2 separate regions of the Homo sapiens genome follow, and region 1 is linked to region 2. Evidence: chromatin loops called from intact Hi-C (ENCODE). Cell type or tissue: stomach. All regions are shown on one strand. Links, peaks and the distances in the headings refer to the core of each region. The heading gives the core; the rest is flanking DNA. Region 1 holds the start of NRXN3 (neurexin 3). Region 2 overlaps NRXN3 (neurexin 3).

Region 1 (15,008 bases), core at 3,660-11,659, 400 kb before region 2:
AGCATGAATAAAACATGGAGGTGTGAAAGTATGTAGCAGGTTCAAGAAAAGGCAGTTAATGCAGTGGACTTGCATTTAGGAGGTAGCTTGGGAAATGAGACGAAATAATTAGTATCCCCAATGAGAAGATTCCAGGTAATTATATAATCTTCTCACTTAAGCTGGCTAGTAGGTAGGGATCTAGAGTGAGGACCAGGTCTAGAAATAATATATTATCTTAAGCACACACAGTTGCTTCAACACATTTCCTCTTTACTCTCCCTCTTGCAGCAAAGCAGCTCTATTCTTTGTGAGAGTGCATACACCTCTTCTGTGCTTGTACACTCACACTCCGTTTTCTTTATGTACACACACTCAGACCTTTGTGAACACCTGTGACCCACCATGTGACCTCCAGCGTGTGCACCTCCTCACACCAGCTCAGTAGGATATGCAGAAGGCCAAGTGGCCATTAAATATCATTGAGCTTAGTAGGAAGAAGCAGAAATGGATTGCAAATCACGTGCAAAGTGATGCATTCTGCAAGTCAGCTAGAATAATTTCAGACCCTGGACCTCCTGCTAGAGTGAAGAATGACGTTTATAGAAGGGAAGCTTAGAATTAATCCTCCAAAATGATGGTAAAGTGAATTCTTCCCTGGATCTGCTGTGATTGCTCTTCCTCCCATTTCTGTCGCTCCTTATTATTGTAATGAGTTCTGCTCTCCAAAGTGAATAAAGTCACCATTCAGATAAGATCAGTTTTGTCTGGCGCAGCCAAGTTGATCTGATCACAATTTGGACTTCGGCTTTTGAATTCACCTTGGGCATTTAACTGCTGGGGGCTGGGGGGAATAAAAATGCTGATCTGGCACAAAAGCTGCAATCATTAGTCAGCTGCTTTCAGGCCCGCTCTCTCCAGCCCTGCTGCAGGATAGTAGATTCTTTTGATATTTATTGGACGTTAGGGCACTTTGGGAGACTTCAGTTAGATCCTGTACACCTGCTGAGTCTCCTGGTGTTCTCCGTGGTTCTGAGAAGACGGAGCCGGCCCCACGGAGAAGGCAGCTGCTGGGAGCTCTCCGTGGTGCTGGAAGCAATGCACTTCCACAGGAAATTTGAGGGGAAATTGCCCACAAGAGTTCTAAGGATCATTATTGCCCTACAGGAGGGTTGAGTTGGAACCAGAGTAGCAAGCATTTGAGGGCTTGCTGGATGGATGTCCATCGTACAAACTAATGACCACTTTCACATTTGTTCTTATTCTATGATGCCAACTGATTGTTTTATAATGCTTCATTTGGTTTTCTTCCTGGTGGTGAGGGGCAAAAGTAGATGCTTTATATTATTGTCCACTTGAAGCACAAACATAATGAAAGAGCTACAATTCATTTATTGCACAGGCATTTGTCAGGCACCTTTAATATGCTGGCTGATATGTGCTGGGAGTTGAGCCTTGGGCAAACTTATAACTCACACAGGAATCAGATGAGTTGTGACTCCAGGAGAGCTGTTTTTTGCCCTGACAAATACTGACATCTGGTTACTGACAATGCTGGACCTTAGATAGTGACTGTAGTCAAGAAGAGACCTGGGAAAAAGTCCTGGAAATGCTGGGCCTCCCTATGTGGCTTCTATAAACTAAATGTGAGTGTTATTAGTACAGAGTGTTATTAGTACATTGTGTGCCTTGAGGGGGTTCTAAAGGAAGCAGAGGTTTTAACAATTTTACACACCCTGATTCTTCATTTCTGCCTGTTTTTTAAACCTCTTCAAGCTTAGGCCTGAAATCAGCTTCCTGCTGGGATCTGCCTCCCTCAATTTGCACAGGGGTCTTTGTAATGATTGCCATGAGTAGTGATCTGGGAGAATGCCTGATGTTGTTGTGTGCATGAGTGTCCATGAAGGATGAATCTAACAATAAAGATGATAATATTTATATATTATTATTACTTATTACTCTCTGTGATTTGTTCTGAGTGCTTTACATATATTAAATCATTTAATTCTCACAAAAATGTTATGAGGTAAGTATTATTATTATAACTATTTTACAGATCATGAAAATGATGCACAGAGAAGTTAAATAACTTTCCAAAGGTCACATAGTTAGTAAGCAGTAGAACCAGAATTTGATACTAGGTAGTTTGCTTTCAGAGTCCCTTCTCTTAAACATGATGCTATAAAACATTGAAGATTATGACTTTCTGGGAAGTAGTTACACGTTTCCTGAGGCTAAAAAAAAGCTGGTTCCTTGACTCTCCCCTGTTCTCATGTTCTTCCTATAGTAAACGTCTCCCACCTCATTTTTTTTTTTGAGACGGAGCCTTCACTCTGTCGCCCAGGCTGGAGTGCAGTGGCATGATCTCAGCTCACTGCAAGCTCTGCCTCCCGGGTTCACGCCATTCTCCTGCCTCAGCCTCCTGAGTAGCTGGGACTGCAGGCGCCCGCCACCACGCCCGGCTAATTTTTTTGTATTTTTAGTAGTGACAGGGTTTCACTGTGTTAGCCAGGATGGTCTCGATCTCCTGACCTTGTGATCTGCCCACCTCAGCCTCCTAAAGTGCTGGGATTACAGGCATGAGCCACCGCACTCAGCCTCCCACCTCATTTTATAGACCAGCTTCTAAGAATGACACACCTTAATGCTATTTCTGGAATTTTATTTACCTTTTAGCTGGAATTTTACCAAATAATATTTGTCTTATCATCTTGAAAAAAAATATTCTTGCGTGATATGCTTCTTCTTGTCAGTCAAGATTCAGGTCAATTTTTTTTTTTTTCAGTGAGGCCTTCTCTGACCATCCAGTGCAAAATGGCTCTTCTTTCCCCTAGCTATTTTTTCACCACATCTTATGATTTTGTTTTCCTCCTGGCAGTTACCACTATTTGAAAATTTCTCATTTGTTTATGTGTTTTATTGTTTTCTGTCTATCATGTCTACTAGAATATAATGTATGTGAAAACAGGAGCTTTGCCTGTCTTGTTTACTGCCGTATCCCCTCTAATCAGAATGTGATATAATTAATAAATAAAACCGTGCCCAAGAATAGTTTGGCAAACACTTGGAGAAAAATTCAGAGAGAGAGAGAGAGAGGAAGAGTTAATAAAGTCCTTTGAATCAGGATAGATTTTTCAAGAGCAAGTATAAACGGAGAAAAGTTCAGCACATGGCTATGAAAGACATCTGGTCAGGGGATCACTTCCAATCAGCAAGGACTACAGACTCTTGGGAGCCAAAGTAAAGAGGTCTTCCTGTCTGTATTTGTGAATCTGCTATGTCTCACCCTTCCACTGGAGTTGTTCTTACATCACATTGGAGATTGACATGAAGGAGGATGGGGTGTGCCTTAGGAGAGTAAGACAGTCTGACCCATGAGCTTGTCATCTATTTTCCTTGACTTCTCCAGAAAATAAAAAGGACATCTTGTATTTTTCCCAAGTCTCTACTGTACCAGTCTCACCCACACCCAGCAGCATGTTCCTCATGTGCTTCAAGCCTGAGCTCTAAGGGGAAGTGGGATCATCAGTGTTCAAAGTGAACTATACTTGTTACATAAATTAAAGATTAATTGTGGACAAGGTGATGGGGCATGGAAGAACAAGATAGAGAGCTAATATTTAAAAACTAAGAATGTGAAGCTCTTGATATATTTGGATTCTTCAGAAGGTGATTTATTCATGTCTGGTTGATTTTCTAGACTTCTAGGTAATTTTCATCTCAGTTTCTGGCATTGATAGTGCCCATTTACTCATTTATTAGAGGCTGCAAAGTAGAGAGAAGCCTTGAACCAGTTAAGTTTGAGTTTGGAAACAGATGCATCAGAGCATTTGGTGGGGGAAGAGGTTGATTCCCTGGTCCCCATAGTTACATGCCAGATTTTTATATTTTGAGGTTTTCTTAGTCAACAATTGTTTAAAATCTATTTTCATCACCCATGTGCATAGGGCATTAATCACTGAAATCTGTTTCTCACAGTTACCCTTCACATAGGACTCTGGTTTGCTTCCAGAGCAGCCTTTAGTGCAAATATTCTGTCTGCTGATGTCTGCATTTACTACATATCCAATGGGGAGTAAAGAATGGGAGGTCTGGGAGGGAGAGCTTCTCAAAGGACTGGAGACATGGAAGGCAGTGGTCAGAGAAGAGAGTAACTACTGATGAGGAAAGGGGAGAAAGGAAGTAGGAAACAAACTGGTATCTAGTAAAGGAAATGAGGAGATGAAGGATATAGGGCTGGACCCCTTTGATGAATACTTTTGGTTACAGGAGGGAGAGGGAAAGGCACAGATGTGGAAGCCAGAAAGCTCGAGGTCTAAATCCCTTCTCTGAGCCTCCTTTTCCAGCTGTATAGAATTCTTTTGAGTATTAAATGAGATAATACATGTGAAATGTCTTGCACAGAATAGGAACCAAACAAGTTGAAATTGCCACGAGCTTCAAAAGTGCCCATAGCTTTTTTTTTAAAGTAATTTCTCACATATTTATTGAGAACTTTTAGATATAACCATGATTGTCTAAATGTGATCACTGTCTTCCTATAGTGCAGATTTCTGTAGTGAGGAAAGAAGCAGCCATCATCTTTAGCTTAGAGGAATGTTTCTTAGGGGCCTGGTAATATCAGTCTGCATTTACCTAACACCTACTGTATATCCAGCCCTTGCCCCCTTTGCTGGAAAGCAGTATTCTCGTAGGAAGGCGGAGACTAGTGGGCTTAAATGATGATATTTCAGTATATAGGAAGCCACCCTGGGATAAAAAAGGGACAGGAAGAAAGAGCCTCATTTATTTATTTGGCAGACACATATAGCCTAGTGGCAACATATCAGCCCAAGCAATGGGCTCTGGTGGAACTTCCAGGCTGGTGGGGGCTTGACATGAAAGGGAGTGAGGAAGCGGGAGACTACAAACATGCAAGTTCTTGATATTGTGGACTGAGGAAGTGAAGGTGGAAAAGGAAAAGAAAAGGAAATTCACAAGTTGCAGGGAGAGTGGCTCAAGAAGTGGGCTAGGAAACTGAGCAAAGTGCTGGGGCGGTTGAATGGTATCAGGAAAGCAGATGGTGATCCTGGAGAAGGAGGGTGCAGATGGCAGTGGTGGTGAGGAGGCAGCGTGGGGTGAAGAACAGTCCCAGCTCGGCCACTCCAGGAGGAGAGAGGCTGGAACACAAAACTCCCCACGCTGGCTGAGCTCTGTGACTCATCTGGCCCCCAGTGTGGCATCTCACAAGGTTCCTAGGAGAAGAATGTGGGAGGTCCTGTGGTTTTCTGTGATGGCCCTTGGAAGTTAGATATGAACCTCAGGCATTGAGAAATTTCTGGTGGGGAAAGAAAGGTCTCCTACCAAGAAAAGAAAAAATGAACCGTACTGTATTTAAATCCCACCTCCCAGGTTAAGTTTCCACTGACTTCGGGCAAAGTATGTGGTTGCTCTTGGACATGGTTTCCTCATCTGTTAAATAAAAGGGTTAAATTAGATGATATCTAAAATACTTTGACGCTCTAAACTTCGGTGATCCTGAGAAAATTGGAAGGTGTGAACTGTAGAGAAGAGGATAGACTTAGAAGTCTGCTATTATCAGAGTCATATGTAATGGGTAACTGTGAGAAACAAGAATTAATTCCCTGTACACACTGGTGGTGAAGGTAAACTTTAGGCAATTGTTGCCTAAGATGTTATGACGAGGATGATTTCAGCCTAGTGTAATAATGTGTCTAAATATTGGAACCATCCAACAAGGACTTGAGTTGCTTTGTAAGGTAGTGAGCTTTCTGTCGCAGGAAGTGATCAATCACAGATTGAATAATGACATTTTGGGGGTTGTTATTAAAAAATTCCTCCCCTGACCCCTACCTTCTTCCTTTAAGAAACATTATGTTTTCCTGCAGACTAGTTGAGCATATAATGATTAAGTGAGAAATACTGGTGAATCTCAACATTTATTTCTCAGAACATAAAAAAAATCATGTTTTTCTTAATGCTATTAGGTCCCTGGTGGGGAAAAAAGAGTTTAATGTTGAAATAAGTTTGAAAAACTCAAGAGTAAATAGTGTTATGCAGGTTTCTTTGCTGGAGGACATCTCAGAGACTTAAATATATTAATTTTAATGTTAAAATTCCTAATGTTATGAATTTTCTAAGTACATTTGATGATAGACTATTTTTCTCAGAGTGTCTGATGGGAATAATGATCTACTGAACATACTTTGAGAAATGTTGCTTTGAGCAATAGACTTATGTTCTAAGCCCTTCGCCCCTAGGAAACACACATCACAGCTTCTCTGTTATCTTTGGGTAGGGCTGATGATGAAGGCTAATTTGGGCCTTAGGAGATGGAGCAGGGCTCTGGATGATAACCATTAGACCTGACTTAGCTGGTGATCTTAGATGGGTCTCTCCATGTGTCTCAGTTACCTCACATGTCAGATGGGGAGAAATCGTGCAAGTCCAGCCCTTTTAGGGTTAAGGTGTCACGATAAAGTCCAGGGTAGTATGCATAGGATCAGAATTTGAATCTGTATCTCCTGACAACTTGCTAACATTCAGATTCTGGTTTGGCAGGTCTGCCGGGGTGGGGACCAAGATTCTGCCCTGCTCACATGCTCTTAGGCAATGCTGCTGTGGCCATACTTTGAGTTTTAAGGGTCTAGGAAGCCACACAGTGTGGCCCTTATCAGGAGCATCTGCTCATATGGAGCAGCAGCAATAAGCCTTCTGGTGTTGCTCCTTTCCCTGGAGATCTGGTCTGTGCTTCTGAAAGGTATTATTCATGAGGGAAAACAAACCAGGCATCCCTCAGGTATCCCTGTAGTGAGGTTTGCTGTGGGCCCCTCAGAAGGGAATCCCTCTTCCTCTTCCACTTCCCCACCCCCACTGCCTACAGCTCCCCAGTTAGTTAAGCTATTTTTTGAGTTTGAGTTAAAACCGTTTCAGATATATTTTTAACTACGTCCTCTTTGAAAAGCTGTTAGCATTTGGCAATCATTCCATCTTCAGCTTGAATCCTGGGGAGGGTGGTTTTTTCTGCCCCCCACCCCCCACAACCAGGCAAAAGTATATAATTTAAAAATCGTTTTAGTGCATGGGTCAGAGGATGGTTGATAGGGCTGGGTCTAGGGTATGTTTTGGCCTCCACAAAGCTGCCACTGCTGGGGCTGCCTTTCTGTGCTTGCACCTGAGGCTAAGCAGGCACTGCTGAGTGAATGTGAACGGGTCGGGCTGGCATGAGTGCTGTCCAGCAGGGGGAGAGAGAGAGGCAATGGGAAGGAGAGGCGGAGGCGGAGATGGGTCAAAGGCATCAGAACCCGACCTGGTTGAACCTACACCAGCAAGGTCATCACAAATAGTAGCAGAGTTAACATCTTTCCTGCCACGTTCCTGAGATATTTCAGGAGCAGCGCATCACCATTGTCATTATGATGGGGGATTTATTAAGGGTAAGGATAGTGGAGTAATTGAAAGAGTAGTGCCTTTGGGAAATTGTTTTATTTATTGTTTTATTGAACAAACACTTATATAGCCCTTACACCATGACATCAACTGAATGCTTTACAAATATTAGCTCATTTAATCCTGATAACAATCCTATGAGTAAGTACTATAATTATCCCCATTGCATAGAAGGGAGAAGTGAGGTGCAGAGAGAGGTCAAGCAACTTGCCTAGGGTCCCAGTGCCGGTAGGTGGTAGATCTGGATTCCAGCCTTTAGGGTCTGGAACTGGAGCTTGTGCCCTTTGCCATCACACTGTGCTGTTCCTTCCAGCAATGTAGGTTCTGCCCTCTCGGCACTCAATCTAAGAATGGTTGTGCCAGCCCAGGCTGCTCTTACCTACTTCTTGGGAGAAATGAAATTGAAAACAGATGAGAACTTTCACCATAGACTGGAGAAATGAATAATTTTTTGAAAGCAGTTATCAAGTATTAATAGGTAACTCCTTGCTGCTCAAACATTCAAGCCCATTAAACACTCCAAATATACCTGGACCATGTTAAAATTTGATCTCCAAGTAGGAAATTCTAGAATTGCTTTGAAAATTATTACCGAGAAGAAATTGTTTCCTCCTCATTTTTTTTCTCATAAAGTTGTTGTTGTTGTTTTTGTTGTTTTCTTAGTGAAATATTCTGTCACCATCAGTCTAGATGAGTTGCTTGCTCCTGAGCACTCAGGGAGAAGGATGCAGCCACTGGGCAGGCATGCTACCTCCTAGCTTGGCTCTCCCCAAGGCTGGAGTTGGTAGTCCTGTGCGGAGGGCTGGCAAAAGGCTGCTGAATTCAGGGAGTTGGCTGGGAGGCTTCTACTGGCTGTGAGCCCCTGAGACTATTTTATTCCCATGGAATAAGCAGGATAGGAACACGAAGGTAGAGAGTTCCCCATTGGAACTGGAAGTTGGAGACCCTTGCTCTTTCCAGGAGCTAGCCTTTCCTGCAGCCTCTTTGGGGGCAGCAGATACCCTGGTAGAAGGGATGCCTGTAGTGAGAAACATTTCATGGGCGGTGACCTCCTTAAGGCCTGAGTGCTCAGGCTTCTCTTTGGGCTCGTGTTCTCACATGCCTGTAAGTCTCACATTCGCTTCTCTCTCCTTCCCGTGCCAGACACAGTTGTCTGGATTAGGTGCCTGGCTTTTAGAATTTGGGAAGCACTGCTGTTGACTCACTGCTGGGCCTGTGTCCTTTCACTGGGCCCCAGGGACAAGTCTTTTTGTACAAGTCTTCTCCTTGAAGGATGCCAGGCCCCTCTGTGGTATTGTCTGCACTGCATGGCCCATGTCTAATAATACTAATTAATAAGCTGTCACCTATTAATAACACTGGAATCATCATCACATAGGTGACAGAAAGCCAAATAAACTCCAGCAGGCCAGCATTGCAGCACAGCTCTTGGGGGAGGAGAGGAGAGAAGAGCATGAGGAACGTTTGAAGGGGCCTTAGGCAAAATGCTTTGGGCCAATAGCACTGGGGGCTGAATTTGAAATCTGCTTAGGAATAAGGCATGTGTGGACTTTAATGACTAAAAATCCAAGCTTATGGGGCAGGTTGGGAGCCTGGAGGGTTTGACTCAATTGAAGTGCTAGCTGAGGGATTAGAAGAACTCTCTAATGCCTGATTTCTAGTGACTTGGTCTTGGCTGGAGAAGACTGATGTTCTCAGGTTTGGTTGGGGTCGAGCAGTGGGAACTTAGATAGAAACACTCATTTAATGGATGAATAAACTGAGACATGGACCGTAATTTTTTACCCCAAATGTTATTGAAAGAATGAGTAAGTAAAAGAAGGAACCTATGTAATGAGGCTAAAAATGTCCCAGAAAAAGCAACCCTTGAAATTCACATCCTAAGAGTCATTAGGGTGGCAGGAATGGATATGCCAAGTCTTTTTATGCAGAACTCTGATTTTATAGGCATAGTCTTATTTATAAATGTGCAATTGCATGTATTTCAATACATAACATAATAAAACCAAGTTGCTGTGAGGATTAAATGAGATAATGCATTAGTGCACGCCAAATGCCTAAAAATGCCTAACTTAGTACCTGGCGGGTGGTAAACGTCCTAATAATCAAGGCTGGTAGCTGGTATACCTTGGTCAGGCCAAACCAGTTGCTCTTGGTCACCTTCCAATCTGATTGGTTGCTGACTGGACCATCTCAGATATTAAATATTTTAAATTCCACTCTGTTAATAATGACCAATACTTTCCATTGTGGACTTCCCAGGTGCCATTTACTATTGTCGGTGCTTTTGATACAATTCTCACAGGAAGCATTTGATACCATTTTTCCCATTTTATAGATGAGAAAGTGGAGGCTTGAGATGTTCAAAATTTGGCTGAGGTCTCATGGCCAAAAAATGGTGGAGCTGGGATTTGAATCCAGATGTCCTGTTTGCAGAGCCTTGGGATCTTAACCATAATGCTTCTAAGTAGAGGGTTGGCAGGGGGTAACTTGTGGTAGCAGTTGTTATTATTATTGTTATTATCATCACTGAAATAACTTTTTTTTTTTCAGAATGCCATGGGCAATGTATTCTTTTGATTGGTAGTGAAATTTTTTCTTGCTACATGCTGAAAGCACTGGTCTGGCACATTTGAGAAAAGCTGAAACAGTCCCTGGTCTGTTCTGTCCCTGAACTGAGTGAAGATGGAGCCCCACAATCTAATCAAAGGAAGGAAGATAGGCCTGTGAGAGAACCTTCTAACTTAATGACCTCTGATAATGGCCCTCCTTATCCCAGGACGGAGATGAGAGCTGAGAAGGCCTAGGGTCTCTGAGGGTTTCAGTTGTACCCATTGAGTCCTCCCTTAAAAAATAAAAATTAGTACCATTGCTGACATGGCACCATCATTTGGGCAAACAACTGATATTGCTTTTTGCTTATGGTTGCATTACACGTCTGCAAGGAGACCCATCTTACTCTCTTTGATGTTGTCTTTCCCTGCTATTTTGTACATAACCATCTTCACAAATTTGGAGCTATCTGGGGAATGCTGGATCACTAGAAAGAGCCGAATGGTAGTTAACTAAAATGGTATGGAGGAATGAGACAAAATAAGCCCACAGATTTCATGATAAAAGGCAAACTAAAAGGATACAACTGGAGTAATTGAAAGATAAATAACACTTAAGGAGCCTAAGAAAGTACAAAGCAGAATAAAATGATAATAACAAATATATTCAAAATATATAAGTTAAAGTAGGTTAGACATCAAGGGGGTAAAATGAAGTAAATAATAGTGACTACAGTGATACCCTAAATAATAAGCTAAATTATTAAAAGGGATATAATAACTTGAAATAAAGGAATGCCAACTATAGGGGGCAGTCCAAAGTTAATAATCCCATGCAGGGGCAAATGCAGACCTGTGGGCTGGGGTAGCGAACATCTGTTGAGTACTTCTGTGGGGCAGGCATCCTACGGGTATTTTATTACTTGTTTCTCAAAACAACTCTGTGAAGTAAGTACAGGTGTTACCTCCATTTTATAGGTGAGGATGCTAAGACTTGGAGAGGGTAAAGAAAGTTATTCAAATCACAAGGAATTTAGGTGGCCCAGAAAGGATTGGAATCCAGGCGTGTCCCTTAACCTCTAGGCTGTTCTGCAGACGCACTTCTCACGGGGATGTCCTTCCTAGGCTGGTGTTTGCCACAGGAATCCCACAGGCGCTGACATCTGCAGGGCACTGAGTCCTCAGGCTCTCCCTTGAGGCTTCCGCCCTCTCATCCCTTAGGTCCTTCAGGTCTCTTCCTGCTGCCCCCGAGATGAGCGTACAGTTTCCCTGGCTATTCCCGATGTCCTGCTGGATCATGGTGGCTCCTTTACATGGTTCTTCCCTCAGGAGCTCCTGACATCTAGAGCAATCCCATGCACTGTGCCTTCTGAACTTCCCTTCCACATTCTGTGGACAAATTTGGTACAGAGACTTCTAGGAAGGCCAGGTAAGGAGGATATGGAACTGGTGGCCAGGGCAGTTCAGGTCTAGAGTAAATAGGTGGGAGGTCAGATGTCATATAAAATTAATCCATGAAGGCATGTTCGTTTGTGTTCCTAAAACTACTGGATACCGTGGAGGTGTTGAAGGCTGGAGACCCGAAGACACATAAGAAAATGAGATTGTGATCTGAAAGGCAAAATAGACTGAAAAGTAGGCTAGTAATGATGGAAGTGCATATGTCCGTCTAGTCCCAGCCCAGATGCCACTTTAGTCCACCAAGCTTGCCTTGATATCCCCCACCTCCAAATCACAATTAATCACTTGCTTATCGACAATCCCATAGAGCTTCCTTTACATTGCTCTCATGATTATTTTCCCTTTGCTTTATAGAAACACATTTCTGTCCTCCTCCAATGCTTAGTGGAGTCCTTGGGGTTCAGACCTTGATAGATTCATTTTGTTTCTCATGAGCATGATGCCGGGTACATGTGCTATTAAAGTTTGCTGGGTCAGGAAAGTGCTAGGATGCTGCAAGAACATCCAGTAAAGGGCAGAAATATAAGAACTACCATCCTTGGCTGGAGGCAATAGAGTACTGTGGCTAACAGGCAGGCTCTGGAGTGGGATAGACTTGAGTTCAAATTCATTCTTAGCAGCTTCCAGCTGTGTAACCTTGGGCACCCTCTCTAAAGCTTCAACTTTTAAGACTGTGGAATGGATCTCAACTGTCAAATAGCACAAACCTCACTGGACTGAATGAGATGACCCACGTAGTGGCATATGGTAAGTGCTCAACAGCTATTAGTGGATTGGTGCTGGTCCAAGGGAGGACATGCCAGTGCAGCCCTTAAAAAGGGAGCTGGAGAAGAAAGGAGTTTGGGGCTGCATTTTCACATAAGGTGCCAGGGCCTGATGCTGAGCAAAACCTTTGTATTGGGTGCCACCGACTGTCATCTCTTGTTTAGGTTTGACTGGGGAAACGTTTCCACAGACATGAACTAGTTTGTCAAGGCTGGCAAGGGATTTTCAAGGGTTTAGGGGTGCAGTCTAGGCTCAGAGCTCAGAGTGCAAGCCACAAAAGAGAGCCATCTTCCTGAGTCACCAAAACACTTGATTCGGGCCTCTGACCCTTAGCTGGCAGCCCCTTAGGATAGGATGGGCTGTGCCTGGGTCTGTCTTTGCTGCTAGGGGCTCTGAGAGAGGAAGCCCCATTTGTCACTTTCATTTCTATGTCCCCAGCCCCTTGCAGTATGCTTCATCCTAAGCAGGCATTCAAAGTGCTTGTTGAAGGAATAGATTTGTGTCCTAGTTACAGCCCTGACTTCCACTAGATGCTCAAAGATTGCCCTGATTTTGCAAGGAAGAGCAACTACTCAGGGAAACTGAGGCACACTTGTAGGTTAGAGTCCCTCAGTCTGCAAGGAGACACACACATCCTCAGCAGTGGGGAAGTGGTTTGGTTACTGAAGCTGTAAATAAGAATTTTGTCTTTATATTAATTCCTACTCTGATTCTAGGGAAGAACTCTCCTCTCAGGCTGGAGTAAGGGGAGAACTGAGCTCAGACACTGCCTCTTAGTTGTGGGGGCTGCAAACTGCCCCTCCCTCATGATATCTTCTCAGCTGTTTGCAAAACAGTCAGGGAGGAGGTGAAGCCCTGAGCCAGGCGGCCTGTCTGTCTCTTTAAATGCTGGGGTCTGTGTGGGAGAGGGAGGGGCCGGCTCTGGAGTGCGTGAAATTCCTGGGCTCCTCCAGCAGTCTCAGGCTCAGCGCTCAGCCCTACACATCGCCTCTTGCATGCAACTCACAGAGAGGGAGAGGCAACCTGTCCTCCCCTCTCTCAGCCTCGGCATCTCCAGCCACCAAGGACCTGCTTTTCGCACCTCCAACAACCCCTCCCTTCTACCCTGCCACTCCCTCCCAGAGAGAAAGGAAAAGGAGAGAGAAAGATTCTGGAATTTGAACCTACCCAAAGAGGAAACATACCCAGCAAACTCAGTTGATTAAACATCAAACAGACATACAGACAGATCCCAAATCTTCTGTTCAACTGGAAAGGTAAGGTTTGCGGGGAAAGGAAGGCAGTCAGGGCATGAAACAACTCAAGGTTCTTGTCCGTTCTGGGAAGAGGTTGCTCCTGAGAGGGTAGAAGTTTTCAGTTGGGAGCAACCAACCTAGATTTTCTTTTTTGAATACTGTATCCATGAGCCTTGGCTGACTGTGGAAATGGCTTTTCAACTGCCTTTCTTTTCCTTCAGTTTCTCCTGGAAGTTGGGTCCTTTTCCTCCAGATGTTGGAAAAGTCAGAGAATGTTTTAGATTTTTATCTTCTTCTTCTTTTTTTTTTTTTTTTTTTGAGTCTTTCTCCTATTTGCTTGAATTGTTAGTCTGAAATGATGTGTGCTCATCACTTCATTTTGGGCAGATACTTTTTTTTTGACATTTTGTAGTCACTTCCCCCCTCATTTATTCATTTATTTATTTGGGCTGGTTAAAATGAGAAACAGAAAGGACACTCTGAGGATCACAAGAAAACAAAATTGAATTGAGACAGGGATTTCCCTAGCTGTTGAGGAATTGACGTGTATGTGAGTGTGTGTGTGCTTTTTTTTTTTTTTTTTGAGGGGGTGTGAGGAGGTGGTCCTAGAGTCTAAAAATTCAGGTTGGACTCCTGTCTTGTGAAGGTGGGCATACTTGGAGAAGGTGAAAAGGGAGTGTGTGTGTGAGTGTGTGTGTGTGTGTGTGCGCGGGTGTGTGCTCCTGTTTGGATCGGTTACAAGGGAATCTTCCTCCACTGCCTTCCATTTGTTTATATTAATGATTTAGTAGCAGGCTTGCCTGAAAACTTCCACTCTGTGTAAGCACTGTGGGTTTTGCAAGCTCTCAGTGACCTTAAAGCCTGGTTCGATGTATTGTTTTTTCCAGGCATTGTGCTGTACCCAGAGTTTCAGCTCTTTCCCTCTCTCTTTTTTAACCACAAAACTTAACTGCTTTAGAAACATCATCCTGATGACAAGGAAAAAAATGTGTCCCCCCACCCCCCATCCCTTCTTAGGCCAGTGATGTAATACCAACCTAAGGGCTCGGCTGCTTTGCAGGTGACTTACCCTGTGATTACTTGTTAAAAAAAAATAAAATTTTCCCTTCCTCCATTAAATGTCTGCCTCTTTTAATTTGGATGTAGAAATATCATCATGCAATGAGAACATCATATTTTTGCTAACCATTATTGGGGTTTAGGTAAAGTAGGATTGCTCTTCTCTGATCTTTATTGTTAATACTTTTTTTTTTAATGCAAAGGTCAGAGATCATTGAGAGCTAGCTTAGGATGGAGCAAGATAGAGTCAGGGCAAATAAAAGAGCTGGTAGGACAAGAGCTGTCTTCTCCCCGCTTCCTTCGGTTCCCGCTTTGGGGAGATAGTTTTTCTTTTACCACTACAAGCCACCCCAACATTCTTCTTTCTTCCTCTCCGCTGGGTCCTGTGGATGGCCCTGGGAGGGAGAGGGGGCACTCCTTGTCACACCTGGAGGATGGTGTAATTTTGGGGGTCAGATGACCGTTTGCCTTTGTGATGAAGGTTCCAGTGGAAATTTGAACTCCCAGC
Region 2 (15,008 bases), core at 2,495-10,494:
TTAATTAAACTGTTGTTGAAGATACAGACTGTATAACCTTTCTCCAAGGCCTGGATGCTCACTGGCCCTTCCAAGATGCTGACCCCTCGCTAGCTGCAGGCCTCTGGGGCAGTACATGCTGTGAGAGTTATTACAAGCCAGCTGGATTAGAGGGCCACCTCTCTTGAATCATTCAGAAGCTGAAGTGCAGGCTCTGGGATGGAGAGTTTCTCAATATGCCAAAGCTATTGGAATGCAGGCAGGTCTGGAGACACTTAGCTGGAACCTGGGGGAAAAGAGTGTTCAAGATAACTTCATAGAGGAAATTCCCTACCGCTTTTGGCTTTAAAGGATAATCATTGGTTCTTGCTGGTCTTGTACTACTATTTCCTGAGCTACTCTGAAATAGAATTGCTTTTAGGTTTCAGGTCTTCATTTATAGAGCTATATCCCTAAAAGATTAGATACGTCTCAGGGATGTTTTTCAGGATGCTTTTTCGCATCATGGTGATTGTATTAGTCAGGTTAGACTTGATTATGCTGCAGTAATACATTACTTCCCAAATTTTAGTGACTTAGAACAGCATAGCTTTACTTCTTATTCATATTACATGTTTAACACTGGGTAACAGTGGGGCTATGCTTATCTTGGACGTTCAGGGACCTATACGCTCAGAAGCTTGGCTGCTTTTTGATGTGACCATCTCGACATGAGTCTTTAGGGTTTTCTACAGCAGAGAAAGAACAAGAAATAAATTGTCTCTTAAATGTTCTTACCATTTTCATTGGCCAAAGCAGGTCACATGATCATGCTTACCTATAACTTTGTAGAGAACTGTAATTTTTCTGTCTTCTCAGAGAGAAAAGAGGACTGGAAATGACAGAGAATATGAATAACATATACCACAGTTTCATTGGGCATGAGAAAATGGTGATACTTTGATAGATCTCAGAAAATTACATACACTCAGCACCATATACATGCCCTTGAAGAGAAGAGACCATAGACTCTTAAAAATGTAAGTATCTCAGAGGAGATTTTGGCCAGTGAATCCAAATTATACAGCTTGGAAGTCTACAGGTTTATGCCATAGGGGACACAGAGGGGAAAATGAGGAACTAAGATGGGAATCTTGCCCACACATCTCCTTCAAACAGGGCAGTATAGGAAAGCATATACTTCCAAAATGATATGATTTTCAGTCCTACTCTACCTCGAACACTCTTCCTGGAACATACTCCAATTTGTCATCGGCTCCTCTTAAATTCAGCACTCAGTCATGAAAATGTTCTTTCATACCTGGTCTCATCAGTGTAGAGGCCAGAAGACCTGTTGGTTTTCCTTGCTTTGGATTTGTTATTTTGGCAATTAACGTTTCTGACAATCATACTATACCTTTGACTCATTATAAGCCTCATGTGGGTTTCTCTACTCCAAGGAGGCATAGGAGTTTAAAATAGGAAAACAGTAGTACGTTGTGATGGATTGTATTTTTCAAAGAAAGTCACAATAATATTTCCCATCCCATGCACTCTTCTGCAATGTATCCTTGACATTCTGTCATCAAGATTAAGAGGTAGACTCTCTCTCTACCCTCTTGAATGTGGATAGGCCCTATGATGGCTTCGATCAATAAAATATGGTGGTTTAACGCTGAGGCAGGTGGGGCACGATGTCTCACGCCTGTAATCCCAGCACTTTGGGAGGCCGAGGTGGGTGGATCATGAGGTCAGGAGATTGAGAACATCCTGGCCAACATGATGAAACCCAGTCTTTACTAAAAATACAAAAATTAGTCAGGTGTGGTGGCACACCCCTGTAGTCCCGGCTACTCAGGAGGCTGAGGCAGAGGAATCGCTTGAACCCAGAAGGCGGAGGTTTCAGTGACCCAAGATCGCGCCACTGCACTCCAGCCTGGTGACAGAGTGAGACTTATATCTCAAAAAAAAAAAAAAAAAAAAAAAAAGTGCTGAGGCAGTGAGGCAGCTCTGGAAATAGCCCTTAACTGGCTTGGCAGCTTCTGTTTTCTGACTCTTAGAAGCCAGTTGCCATGTAAGTAATGTGACTACCAAAAAATGACCACACTGTGAGAAGCCCAAGTGTGGTGGAGAGGCCTTGGGGAAAGAGATAACCCATGAGGCAAGAAAGAGGCCCAGGAGGTCCCAGGCATGGGAATGAAGAAACCAGCTTGCACATCCTGCCCAGGCTACAATGGACTGTAACCACATGAGAGGTTCCAAGATTAAACCACTCAATTGACCCCAGCCAACTCATAGCACCATGAGAAATAACATTGTTTTAAGCCACTATATTTTGGAATAGTTTTCTTAAAAATATAAAGTGATAGATAACCATAATAGAAATTTGTGCTAGAGGAAAATCCTTAAGACTCTTGAAAGCCATTTTGTCTAACAAAGAGTGTAAATAAGATATGGCCTTAACGATCCTAAGTAATTTTTCTAGTTAAGAAATAACTGTAATCAGTTGAGTGTTTTTCCACTTTATGTGACTTCAGTTGAGGCTGCAATCATTTGGTGTCTGGATGAGATGGGACATCCAAGGTACCTCATTCACATAAATAGCTGGCAGTTGATGAGATAACTCAGCCAGAGAGAACCTATGCATGATCTCTCCATGTGACCAAGGCTTCTCACAGGATGGCAACTGGGTTCCAAGAAGGGCTATCTGAAGAAAAACTATTCTTAGAAAACCAGGCAGAAAAAATAAAATTTCTTATGACCTAGCTTCAGGAGTCATTCATTGTCACTTTTGCTATATTTTGTTGATCAAAAGCAAGGCAAAGGGCTCTCCAATATTCATCGATTAGGGGACTACACAAAGGGAAATATTAGGAGTCATGGTTTATTGGGGGGCTATCTTTGGAGACAAGCTACCTTGATGGATAGAGAAATGATAACGGAAATAGGTTTGATGAAAAACGTGGTTAATCTGAATTGCAGTAGGTCTGATGGTTGGTTGGCAAGTTGTCCTTATTCTGGTGTATGGGTGAAGGGAATAAGCAGTGAGTTAGCTCTTACCTAGATCCATCCCCTAGAAAGTAACTGTGTCCAGTTATCAATGGGCAGGGCTTGCTGGGCGTTAAGCACAGGTAACCTCTAGTCTTTTACTATGTTTCTGCGACAGTGGCATAAAACAGCTTTTTAATGAGACCTACTGAGATGCACTGACAGATCTCTTCCTTTCCTTTTGTGTCTAGCCCATCCACCTTCATGTAAATGATTTATCAAGAAATAAGACCTAGGATTTTGAGATGGGTACATAAGAGCAAAAGAGAACTAGGATGAGATCATTCTCTTTTGCCTGCCCTTCAGCATTCTCAATGCAAGCAGGTTGGGGTTCTAAAGGAAGAGCAGGGATGACTGGAACCCTATAGCAGTGAGTCTGAGGAATGGGATCATGGGGGACCCAGAAGGAGGAAGCAGAACTGGAAGATGTTTCCATTCTGTGAAAGTGGCTTTTGGCTTTGAGGCAGCAACAGTAATATTTCATGTCTTCCGTGGTGTCTCCTACCTTTAAATGTCAGTCTCTGCAGCTGCCTTATCTCCTGTAGCACATTTCAATTAGGTATTCCAAATTATACTCTTTTCTTCCAGGACAAATATGCCAGAGGTGATATTTACTGTTACAGCAGCATTTAAAATACTTAGGGGGAAAAAATCCTAGTGAATAGCAATTTCTCCCTTATAATAATAATAAAGCACAATAATAATGGAGAGAGGAGGTGAATTCTGGCTTTGATGCCAATAACTGGCTGACTTAAAGTGAACATCTTTTGTCTCCGCCCTCTTTTGTCCCCCTCCTCCTATTCCCGCCTCAGTGTGAAGGTTATAGTGTTTGGCTCTGTCAAGAGCAACCTCACACATCTTCTTCACTGGAGGCTCACAAATGCTCCTCAGAATGTCTATTTAACTATCTCTAGGTAGGACTGGGCTCTGACTGGGCTCCTACTTCACCCATTACCTGTTTCTTCCTTTGTCCTGAGAATGTTTGCATGAAGCCAGAATCTCTGTTTGTTTAGAAATTTACCAGGCACCACTGCTTACTCCTCACCTATGGGACATTGTAGGTCCTGATGGAACACCCCGGCCTCCTCTCTAGGAGGTATATGGGTTAGAAACTTATGTATTGTACCTTTCCTTCTTGGAATCAAGTCCTTGGCCTGGTAATGAAGGTCCTTCGATCTGGTCTGCATTTTCCAGCTCCATCTCCTACTAATCTTTATATCCTTATCTACTGTTTCCCTAGGCTGTTGTCTTCACGGCCGCCATGGTAGGTTTTGCCTATCATCCCAAACCTTGTGCAGGCCTACCACAGTACTTGACATATGGTGGGGGTCTCAGTCAGTATTCTCCCCTATATTTAGAACCCTTCCACTAGATCTTGTCTTCATATTTTTGATTCCTGCTCAGGGATCAGATTATGTTCCATGTCCTCCACTGAGCCTTTTCTGACCTCCTCAGCGCACTCAGTGCCGTTCCCTCTCTGAATTTCTAAAGTGCTCAGCAGCAGCAGCACTCATTTGGCACTTGGTATATACTATCTTATGCTATTTTGTATGACCATATGTTGTCTATACAACTACATTATAAGCACCTGATAGGGATAACTGTGCCCTGTGTGTTTTTCCTATCCCTTTGATTCTAAGATAGTTCCTTGAACATTGAAGATGCTCAGTTAATATTCATTTATTAAGTAGATAGATCAAGGAGTAAATGAAAGCAAGGATCCTAAGAAGCCTGCCTTTTGGTGCCAATCTATTCAATTTGGAATTCACAAACTTACCTAAAACAAGGCCTTTCAATTTCCTGTTTCCCCTGTAAACAGAGCTCTACCACCAGGATTTCTCAGAAGCTCTTTCTCCACACTGAACCCTAAAACTGAAGGTTCAGGTAGAGAGCTTTTCCAGTGTGAGAGAATTTTTAAAGCATCTGGGGTTTGGCACATCCAGTGCTTTGAAAATCAAGGTGTCTTGATCATTGGGTGAAGGGGATTAGAACAGCAGGCTGTGTTTTCAAGTTCAAGTCCATAAGCAGACAGGAATAGAATCCCACAAGAGTTTGTTCTGTCTCTGCCATTTACTAGTTAATCTCTCTATGCCTCAATTTCCCCATTTGTAAAATGGATTTAATAATGGCTGTCTACCTTATAAGGTTGCTATGAGGTGCCAGTGTGATAATAAACGTAAAAGTACTTTGAATATTGCAAAACACTGTATGAATGTCAGGAATTAGGCAGGCAACAACTATTTCTTGGGGGTTTGTTCTGCATGTAGCCCTGCACTATGTGTAGATAGAGGCCTCTGTACATTACAGAAGACTGGCAGAGGCATTGGGGATTCATCATGGCTGGAATTCTGGTTCTCAGATAGATGAAAGCTGGAAAAAGTATTATAGCCTAGCAATCACATCTGAAAGGTTGGCAGCAACAATTGAGTCAGAGAAGACGGGAGGTGAAGTATTGGCAAAAATTTGACCCTGGTCATTCTTTGAACACTTCAGATTTCCACAGATTCTATCCCTTTAACATTTCTGAACGTTATGATTTTGCTTCCTCCCCACACTGGCAGCTCTGCCTCAATGAAACCGTGTTGCTTTTTTGGTTGATCAATTGTGCCCAACTTCCTGATCATACTTGTCCTGAGAGCCTGTGTTAAGCTCATGCCGGCTCTCCCACCCCGCCCCCAACGCCGGCCAAAAAAAAGACTCTCTAAAAACAGGTGCCCCCGATGATCTCACACTGCTGCTGGCATTGGCAGCAGCCCAGAAGGGCCAAATGGTGACTTCAGGTCCAGGGAGGCTACTGTCCTCAGCTCTGTTTTCATGTAAATGTCGCTCCTGCTGAAAGGAAGTGGATGCAAAAAAATATCTGCTATGGAAGCAGAACTACCCCAGACTAAAATGTTGGTTTTTTTTTTTTTCTCTCCCCCTTTTCTTTTCCTTCAAGTTTTCCATGTGGCATCAGCAGCTGAGTAAGGGAAAGCTAAGAGGTTTAAGTGTGCTGGGGCTGGGTGGGCTAGATTAATAACCCAAAGCCTTCCAAGCTGGCGGTGCTGGGTGAGACAGGCCAACCAGAAAGCGTTAGGTTATGGGGAGCCCTGGCCACAGAGCCAGACCCTACCAGGGTGGAAGGTGAAGGAGCAGCGAGCTCTGCGTGCTTGCCCCGAGCCCCCACCTTCCTTCCTTCCTCCTCCCTCTGGTTTCTTTCCTCCCATTTTATCGAGTCCCTCTGAGATGGCTGCGCACCAGTGGCTCCAGCCTCTGACCGTTGCTGCCCTCTGCTGGGAAGAAAGCTTTACTCGGTGTGGAAAGTGCTAAGCTCTACCAGGGACCAGCTTAATGCAGACCAAGTCCACAGTCTGTGGCTAGTGTGTGATTTGGCCCAGAGGAAGGAAGGACAATTCAGAAAACCCTTGCACCACAGTGTTTCCCTAGTGGTTTCAGGTGGGGGCAGGACTTTGGAATCTATTAGGGAAGGATTGCTTGAATCCTCAGAGTTCTCTGTTCAAGAGGAACATCCCTGGGAGAGGAGCCTCCTGGCTCCTCTTTACCTGGGTCAGACATGATGTATGGAGACTCCACCATGGATGACCCTTAAATATGATGGATGGCTTTAGTTACAGGACACAATTCTTTCTCAAGGGAAGGTGACCAAAAGAAGTTGGGTCTTGAAGGGGCTGCAGGATGGGCCTGGAAGTCTCTTGGCTCTAAAGGAACCATCATAGAATGGGGATTCTGAGCAACCAGGAAGCAGCAGAAAAATATGCAAAGCCAGATGGGAGTGGGGAATATTGCCCATTAATGGGCAAGAGTACATAGAAAGGTAGATAATAAACTGGCTTCACCACTTCTCAACTTTCCCCAGAGCTGGCTGTGCCAGTAAACTGTGCTCAGCTGGCTTTGGATGAGAGAAGGACAAGAGGGTGCCTATCTCCAGCATGGCTGTGGGGTCGCCCTGCTCCATCTCTGGATCTTCAGCCTAGAGTGCAGCCCAGCCAAACAAGAGCGATGACCTCACTGACCACATGTAATTCTGCTTGAGGGATTTATTTTCTTCCATGAGCTCCTGCCAAGACTCTTGGTTAAAGCTAATGGGGCTCCCCCAGCCAGTGAGTGTCTCCTAGTTATATGTGTAAACAACGCCAGGCAGGAAATAGGTTTCCTGTTCTTAATGGGCTTGTTAAACCTCTTATCGAGTGGGGTTTAAATGGCTTTATTATGAATAATAATAATAGTAAATAAACATTATTATTATTAGTAGTAGAAAAATTATGATGTCAGCCCTGACTACCCCTTCTCATTTTAATCTTGCCAACGTGGAGGTCTTTGGCCTCTAAGTGCACAGGAATATGGTGAGTGACACTGGGACTTATAACTGGAGAAGATGGCAGAATTCATCTTCGTTGCCTGCAGCTTTCCAATCCTGAGCCCTTTTCCACTTTCATCGTGTTTCCATCTCCATCATTCCTTTCATTCAGGGTTTTCATGATCTTATTCTATCAGAGAAGATAGAACTACACATCCCTCTCCTTCTCAGTTTTATTTAGCATTGAAAGCCATGGACAGAGGTTCTGAGGTTAAATTGAGGTATCGGGTAGAGGGGATTTTGGAGAGAGCAGTGGATGCTGGTAGGGGAGCTCAGTTGGAAGTGGGGCTCATGTTCTGATCTTCAGTGCCGAATGTCTGTGTCCCTCCCTCAGATTTACATGTTGAAACGTAATCACCAATGTGATGGTATTAGGAGGGGGGCCTTTTGGGAGGTTAGTAAGTCATGAGTGCTTTGGGATTAGTGCTCTTATAAAATAGGCCCAAGGGAGCTTGTTCACCCCTTCCACCATGGAAAGACAGAAGAAGAACTAGAAGCCACCATCTATGAACCAGGAGGTAGCCCTCACCTGATGCCAAATCTTCCAGCACCTTAATCTTGGACTTCCAAGCCCCCAGAATTGTCAGATACAAATTTTTGTTGTTTATAAGCTACCCAGTTTATGGCATTTTGTTGTAGCCACCTGAACAGATTGAGATATCCAGTTTATAGCTGGAACTGGAGGTATACCAGGTATCCCAGACTTTGGTAATTTATGTATCAGGTTCACTATTTTCACCATAACTCCCTACAACAGTATTGATTTTCTTTACACCGATTATCTTGTTTGACTTAAGTAGATTTGGCATCATCTTACAAGCAATATGTCTTTGAAATCCTGGGTTCAATGTGTTAGCCAGGTTTTTTACTGACTGCATATTGAAATGAATATCTAAGAGCTAAATATTTTTTCCTAAAGTTCATCATGTGGCAAATGTGTCACACCCTCCAGGGAAAACATACCACAACATCTGGAGACACTGCTATAGGGTAGTGGTTCTTAAACTTTAGTGGGCATGAGAAACACTGGCAGAGCTTCTACCAGAAACACTGGTAGATAGCTGTGCTCTTCCCCAGAGAATCTGATTCAGCAGGTCTGTGGTGGGAAATATGACTTTGCAGGTTTTTTTTTTTTTTTTTTTTTTTTGAGACAGGGTCTCATTCTGTCACCCAGGCTGGAGTGCAGTGGCGCGGTCTTGGCTCACTGCCAGCTCTGCCTCCCAGGTTCACACCATTCTTCTGCCTCAGCCTCCTGAGTAGCTGGGACTACAGGCGCCAGCCACCACGCCTGGCTAATTTTTTGTATTTTTAGTAGAGATGGGGTTTCACCGTGTTAGCCAGGATGGTCTCGATCTCCTGATCTCAGGTGATCTTCCCGCCTCGGCCTCCCAAAGTGCTGGGATTGCAGGCATGAGCCACTGTGCCCGGCCTTTTCTTTATTTTTTGAGACAGAGTCTCATTCTGTCACCCAGGCTGGAGTGCAGCAGCGTGGTCTCGGCTCACTGCAAGCTCCGCCTCCCGGGTTCACGCCATTCTCCTGCCTCAGCCTTCTGAGTAGCTGGGACTACAGGTGCCCACTACCACGCCCAGCTAATTTTTTGTATTTTTAGTAGAGACGGGGTTTCACCATGTTAGCAAGGGTGGTCTCAATCTCCTGACCTCGTGATCCACCCATCTCGGCCTCCCAAAGTGCTGGGATTACAGGGGTGAGCCACCGCGTCCGGCCGCCTTTTATTTTTTTTTGAGATGGAGTCTCCCTCTGTCACCCAGGCTGGAGTGCAGTGGCACAATCTCAGCTCACTGCAACCTCCACCTTCTGGGTTCAAGCAATTCTGCTTCAGCCTTCAAGTAGCTGAGACTACAGGCACCCGCCCCCACACCCAGCTAATTTTTGTATTTTTAGTAGAGATGGGGTTTGACCATGCTGGCCAGGCTGGTCTCAAACTCCTGATCTCAAGTGATCTACCCGCCTCGGCCTCCCAAAGTGTCCAGAACTCCTAGACTCAAGCGATCCTCCTGCCTCAGCCTCCTGAGTAGCTGCGACTACGGGCTTGCACCCGGAAACTGCAGTTCTAACAGTTGCTCAAGAGATGTTGATATCCAGGGGCCACACTGGCAGTGGCACTGGCCTGGAGAATAAGGGCCTGTTCTCCATTTCCACATGTGAAAATTTCCTCATTTGAAAATGGGGATAATGTGTGCTGTATAAAATGAAATAATTTTTTCTTGGTGCCAATCTGTCTATGCAATGGAATGTTTGTGTCTCCCCAAAATTCACATGTGGAAGCCCTAACTGCCAATGTGATATTAGGAGATAGAGCCTTTGGGAGGTAATTAGATCATAAGGGTGAGGTCCTTAGAATGAAATCCATGCCCTTAGAAAAAGGACCCCAGAGAGTTCCCTCACCCTCTTTCTGCCATGTCAGGATACAATGAGAAGTAAGAAGTCTGCAGTACAGAAGAGGGCTATCACCAGAAGCTGACCATGCTGGCACCATAATCTTAGACTTCCAGAATGCAGTACTGTGAGAAATAAATTTCTATTGTTTATAAGCCACCCAGTCTATGGTACTTAGTTATAGAAGCCCAGATGGAGTAAGCCAACCTGTTTGGAGTGTTTTTGAGCTGTCATGCTTTTCAGGTTCAGCTTAAAGCTCAGATGGGAAATACAGGAACTTCTGCAGGTTAATTCTGGTTCTAAGTTCAAGTCCTAAGAATAAGCCCATTATGCAATTCTGGGTGGCCAAGCAGTTCTCCAGCAGCCCCCAGGAAGTATTCTATCTCACAGAATCCTGGCAAAAGGAGACAGTCTTCTCAGTCTGGTCAAGGGCTATGTTGAGTGTGAGGGAACAGAGGTGAATGTCCCTTGCTGTGCTCACCATGTTCTGAGAGACAGGCAGACAAAGCGTAATTTACAATTTGATTAAGTGATTGCATTGGTGACTTTTTAAAGCCGCCCAGTAGTTGAGCCCCCTTTCTGCATTTGGAAGTTTACCCGTATGAGTCTAAAAGGGAGACAGGGCCCTCATTCCATGACTGAGGCCCCCAAAGTCTAGTCTCACTTTCCTCAGTCTCAGTGAGCCACAGAAGCCAGGCTCAGTGTCTGGGAGGAGAAATCCTCTCTGATGGTGGCAGGGGTGGGGACAGCAGCCCCGCTGGGCCCTGTGGGGACAGTCCCAGCAGCAGACAGTCCCAGTTGGGCTTATCCTGTGATGTTGGCCTCACTGTCTTGGCAGCCTCTGGCATTTCTGTTCTCTGTTCATCTTCCACATATGGTTCTCAGGTTCACTCATCAAATCCCTTCCCATTTCACCCAATCAATAATGCTGAACTAATAATGGTTTTTAGAGCAGGGAAGTGGCACAATCACAACTTATTTTAAAGATAACTGACCACTCTCTGGAGCATGGATTGGAGGATGAGTGACTCAAGGTGGGGTGACTAGTGAGGAGGTGATGAAGGAGATGAGAGGAAAGAGGAAGAAACACTCACAGAGTAAACCTGGCCATATCTAATGACTGGAAGCCTGAGTTTCTCTTCAAACTCAGAAGAGAAAAATGAATTTATGGTTTTGGGCGCAGCTTTAGTTTTGTCTTTGGGGATGAGTATGTATTTTGTTGGGAAGGTGGATGCCCTGAAGCAGGGTTGGGAAACAAGATTAGAGGTTTTTGAATAAGACTGTGTTTGAATACAGCTTGGCTATGGTCTTCTCCATTTCAAGTCTGTTCAACTTAACAAATATTGAGCCCTTACTAGGTGTCAGACATTCTTGGGTATTTAGAATACAGTATATTTTGATTTTGGTGTTGAAAAAGGTGTGGAGGTATGCAGGGAAAAATCTCACATGCTTTTACCTACACACACACACATTCACGCAACACAAAGTGCACGCACATATTGGTCTTGAAATTCCCCAAGGACCAAAATGGACCCATGTGATGAGTCTGTGTTATAACAGGGAATCTACCGTAGGTTCTTGGCTACCTTTTGTGAACCTTCTGTCTTCTTTCCTCTCACTTACAAGTAATCCCCTGAGTTTTTACCTCCTGAACCCTGTGATTTCAAGGGTTCACAACTAAATGCTTCTTATGCTGAGCAAATGTATACACTGCTAAAACCATATACTCACTCCTTGTGGTGTGTTTGTTAGGAAGCTGCCACTTCTGTCTTCTCCATTCTTTGGAAAAGGCTGTGAGTAAACACAGAGCACTGGCTATTTACATACCTAGCTCCTGCTTGCTTTTTCAAAGCTCTTTGTTCAAGTGTCAGTGCTGGTTTGTAAAACATGAACAGAGTTGGGGTAAAAAAAGTAATTACAGTTCAAATCTGGTGTTTCTACTGACATGATACTGAGCTGCCTGACTGCTCTTCTTTCTTATCCCTTCTCTAGTTCTGTCTTTTCAGTTGCAAGTTCACTCTGTCTCTGTCTCCCCTCTCTCTCCCTTGCTCTCACTCTCATTCTCTTGCTTGCTCTTCTGTGTGTCAGAAAGCTACACACATGAAAGGTAGCTGGCCTCATAGCCACTGGGTAGCCCATCCTTGAGAGCCTGGCCACCTTCAGTGTGTCGAGATGCCAGGGCCCTCTATGGCTTTTTGCACAGGGAAGTTCTAGTGTTTTCAGTTTCCAGAGCCCACAATGAGCTGTCCTCCAAATCCAGATCTAAAACCAAACCTTCTCTTGGATCAGACCAATCCAGAAGCACTCTATAGTTTCAGGGGTGTCCAATCTTTTGACTTCCCTGGGCCACAGTGGAAGAAGAAGAATTGTCTTAGGCCACACATATAATACACTAACACTGAGATATAGAGTAAGCTCAGTTGTTGACATAGCAAGTTTGAAATTACAGCAGAACTTCCAGAAAACATCACACCAGAGTTTTCTATCCTTCCAACTATATTTTACATTTTTTGCTTTCAGAGGCTATGCTTCTTCTTCTTTGTTCTTCTCTTAATTCAGCCCATGAGCACATGGTAGATTATGAATGGATGCTTTAGGAACCATGTAGATGGAGGTTTGTGAAAATTTCCACGGAACATGGCAGTTGAGAATTGGTGACTGATATGGTCTAGCTCTGTGTCCCTACCCAAATCTCACCTTGAATTGTAATAATCCCCATGTATCAAGGGTGAGACTAGGTGGAGACAATTAAAAAATGGGATTGGTTTCTGCCATTCTGTTCTCGTGATAGTGAGTGAGTTCTCACAAGATCCGATGGTATAAGGGGGTATAAGAGGCTACCCCTTTTGCTTGGCACTCATTCTCTATCCTACTGCCCCGTGAAGAGATGCCTTCTGCCATGATTGTAAGTTTCCTGAGGTCTCACCAGCCATGCAGAACTGTGAGCCAGTTGAACCACTTTTCTTTATAAATTACCCAGTCTCAGTTACTTCCTCATAGCAGCATGAGAACAGACTCATGCTGGTACCACAGAGAGTAGAGTTCTGCTATAAAGATACCCAAAAATGTGAAAGTGACTTTGGAACTAGGTAACAGGCAGAGGTTGGAACATGTTGGAGAGCTCAGAAGAAAGAAGACAGGAAGATGTGGGAAAGTTTGGAACTTCCTAGAGTCTTGTTGAATGGCTTTGACCAGAATGCTAATAGTGATATAAACAATGAAGTCCTCAGATGGGGATGAGGAACTTGGTGGGAACTGGAATAAAAGTAATTCTTGCTATACTTTAGCAAACAGACTAAATTTGCATTTCACCCCTGCCCTAGACATCTATGGAACTTTGAACTTGAGAGAGATGATTTAAGGTATCTGGTGGAAGAAATTTCTAAGCAGCAAATCATTCAAGAGGTGACTTGGGTGTTCTTAAAAGCATTCAGTTATATGTATTCACAAAGATATGGTTTGGAATTGGAACTTATATTTAAAAGGTAAGCAGAGCATAAAAGTTTGGGAAATTTGCAGCCTGACGATGCGATAGAAAAGAAAAACCCATTTTCTGAGGAAAAGTTCAAGTCAGCTGAAGAAATTTGCATAAGTAATGAGGAGCCAAATGTTAATCACCAAGACAGTGGGGAAAACGTATCCAAGATATTCAGAGATCTTCATGGCAGTCCCTCCCATTACAGGACTAGAGGCCAAGGAGGAAAAAATGGTTTCATGGATTGGGCCCAGGGCCTTGCTGCTTTGTGCAGTCTCAGAACTTGGTGCTCTGCATCCCAGCTGTGGCTAAAAGGGGCCAATGTAGAGCTCAGGCCATTGCTTCAGAGGGTACAAGCCCCAAGCCTTGGCAGCTTACATGTGGTGTTGGGCCTGTGGGTGCACAGAAGTCAAGAATTTAGGTTTGGTAACCTCCACCTAGATTTTAGCAGATGTATGGGAATGCCTGGATATCCAGGCAGAAGTTTGCTGCAGGGGCGAAGCCCCTATGGCGAACCTCTGCTAGGGCAGTGCAGAAGGGAAATGTGGGGTCTGAGCTCCCACACAGAGTCCCCACTGGGGCACTGCCTAGTGAAGCTGTGAGTAGAGGACTAGCATCCTCCAGACTTCAGAATGGTAGATTCTCTAATAGGTTACACCATACACTTGGAAAAGCTGCAGGGACTCAATGCCAGCCAATGAAAGCAGCCGAAAGAGGGGCTGTATCCTGCAAAGCCACAGGGGTGGAGCTGCCCAAGGCTATGTGAGCCCACCTCTTGCATCAGCATGCCCTGGATGTTAGACACAGAGTCAAAGGAGATAATTTTGGAGCTTTAAGATTTAACTGCCCCGCTGGATTTTGGACTTGCATGGGACCTGTAGCCCCTTCGTTTTGGCCAGTTTCTCCCATGTGGAATAGGTGTATTCACCCAATGCCTGTAACCCCATTGTATCTAAGAAGTAACTAACATGCTTTTTATTTTACAGGCTCATAGGTGGAAGGGATTTGCCTTGTGTCAGATGAAACTTTGGACTTCAAATTTTGAGTTAATGCTGGAATGAGTTAAGACTTTGGAGGACTGTGGGAAGGGCATGACTGTTTTTTGAAATGTGAGGATTAAGCATAAAATAATGGCAAACCGCACAAGAATTATTACAATTCAAGGTGAGATTTGGGAGGAGCCAGGGACAGAATGATATGGTTTGCCTCTGGGGCCCCACCCAAATCTCACCTTGAATTATAATAATTCCCACATGTCAAGGGTGGGACCAGGTGGAGACAATTGAATCATGAGGGTGGTTTCTGCCATGCTGTTTTCATGATAGTGAGTGAGTTCTCATGATATCTGATGGTTTTATAAGGGGCTTCCCTGTTTGCTTGGCACTCATTCTGTCCCCTGCCGCCCTGTGAGGAGGTGACTTTTGCCATGATTGTAAGTTTCCTGAGGCCTTCTCAGCCATGTGGAACTGTGAGTCAATTAAACCTCTTTTCTTTGTACATTTATAAATTACCTAGTCTCAGGTATTTCCTCATAGTAGCGCAAGCACAGACTAATACAATGGCCAAGAAGTGATCATAGGATGGTAATATAATAAACACATGGAGGGGAAAGTGAGTGTAGTTGCAGGTTTTCAGGAGAAAATCTGAAAGGGGTGACCAAAAATGAGTACCTGAATGATGCAGCTTTTTGAAAAAGTCTATTTGTAGGTCATTAACAAATTGAGATTCAGGAAATCATTGTATGGTTTAAATAGGATAAAATTTTTCACTAG

Evidence for each region. Peaks named below come from ENCODE experiments on the same cell type or tissue, not always from the same donor. Only the 100,000 strongest peaks of a DNase experiment are listed, where the experiment ranks them.
Region 1: it touches region 2 in a loop (2.2-fold over the local background); 6 of 110 quality-filtered maps call a loop at or near these places.

What each region holds. Positions count from the first base shown.
Region 1 is chr14:78,157,213-78,172,220 of GRCh38, forward strand. NRXN3 (neurexin 3) reads left to right here and starts at 13,161. Exons shown (of 21, transcript NM_001330195.2): 1 at 13,161-13,462. In stomach, for the core only: a CTCF peak has its summit at 7,180 (motif pointing right); no DNase peak of the experiment used is centred there; H3K27me3 peaks cover 5,263 bases.
Region 2 is chr14:78,560,476-78,575,483 of GRCh38, forward strand. The region is part of intron 4 of NRXN3 (neurexin 3); the gene reads left to right. Among named protein-coding and RNA genes, the nearest start is that of NRXN3-AS2, 140 kb to the right of the region's middle. In stomach, for the core only: a CTCF peak has its summit at 6,287 (motif pointing left); a DNase peak (open chromatin) is centred at 6,276; H3K4me3 peaks cover 777 bases.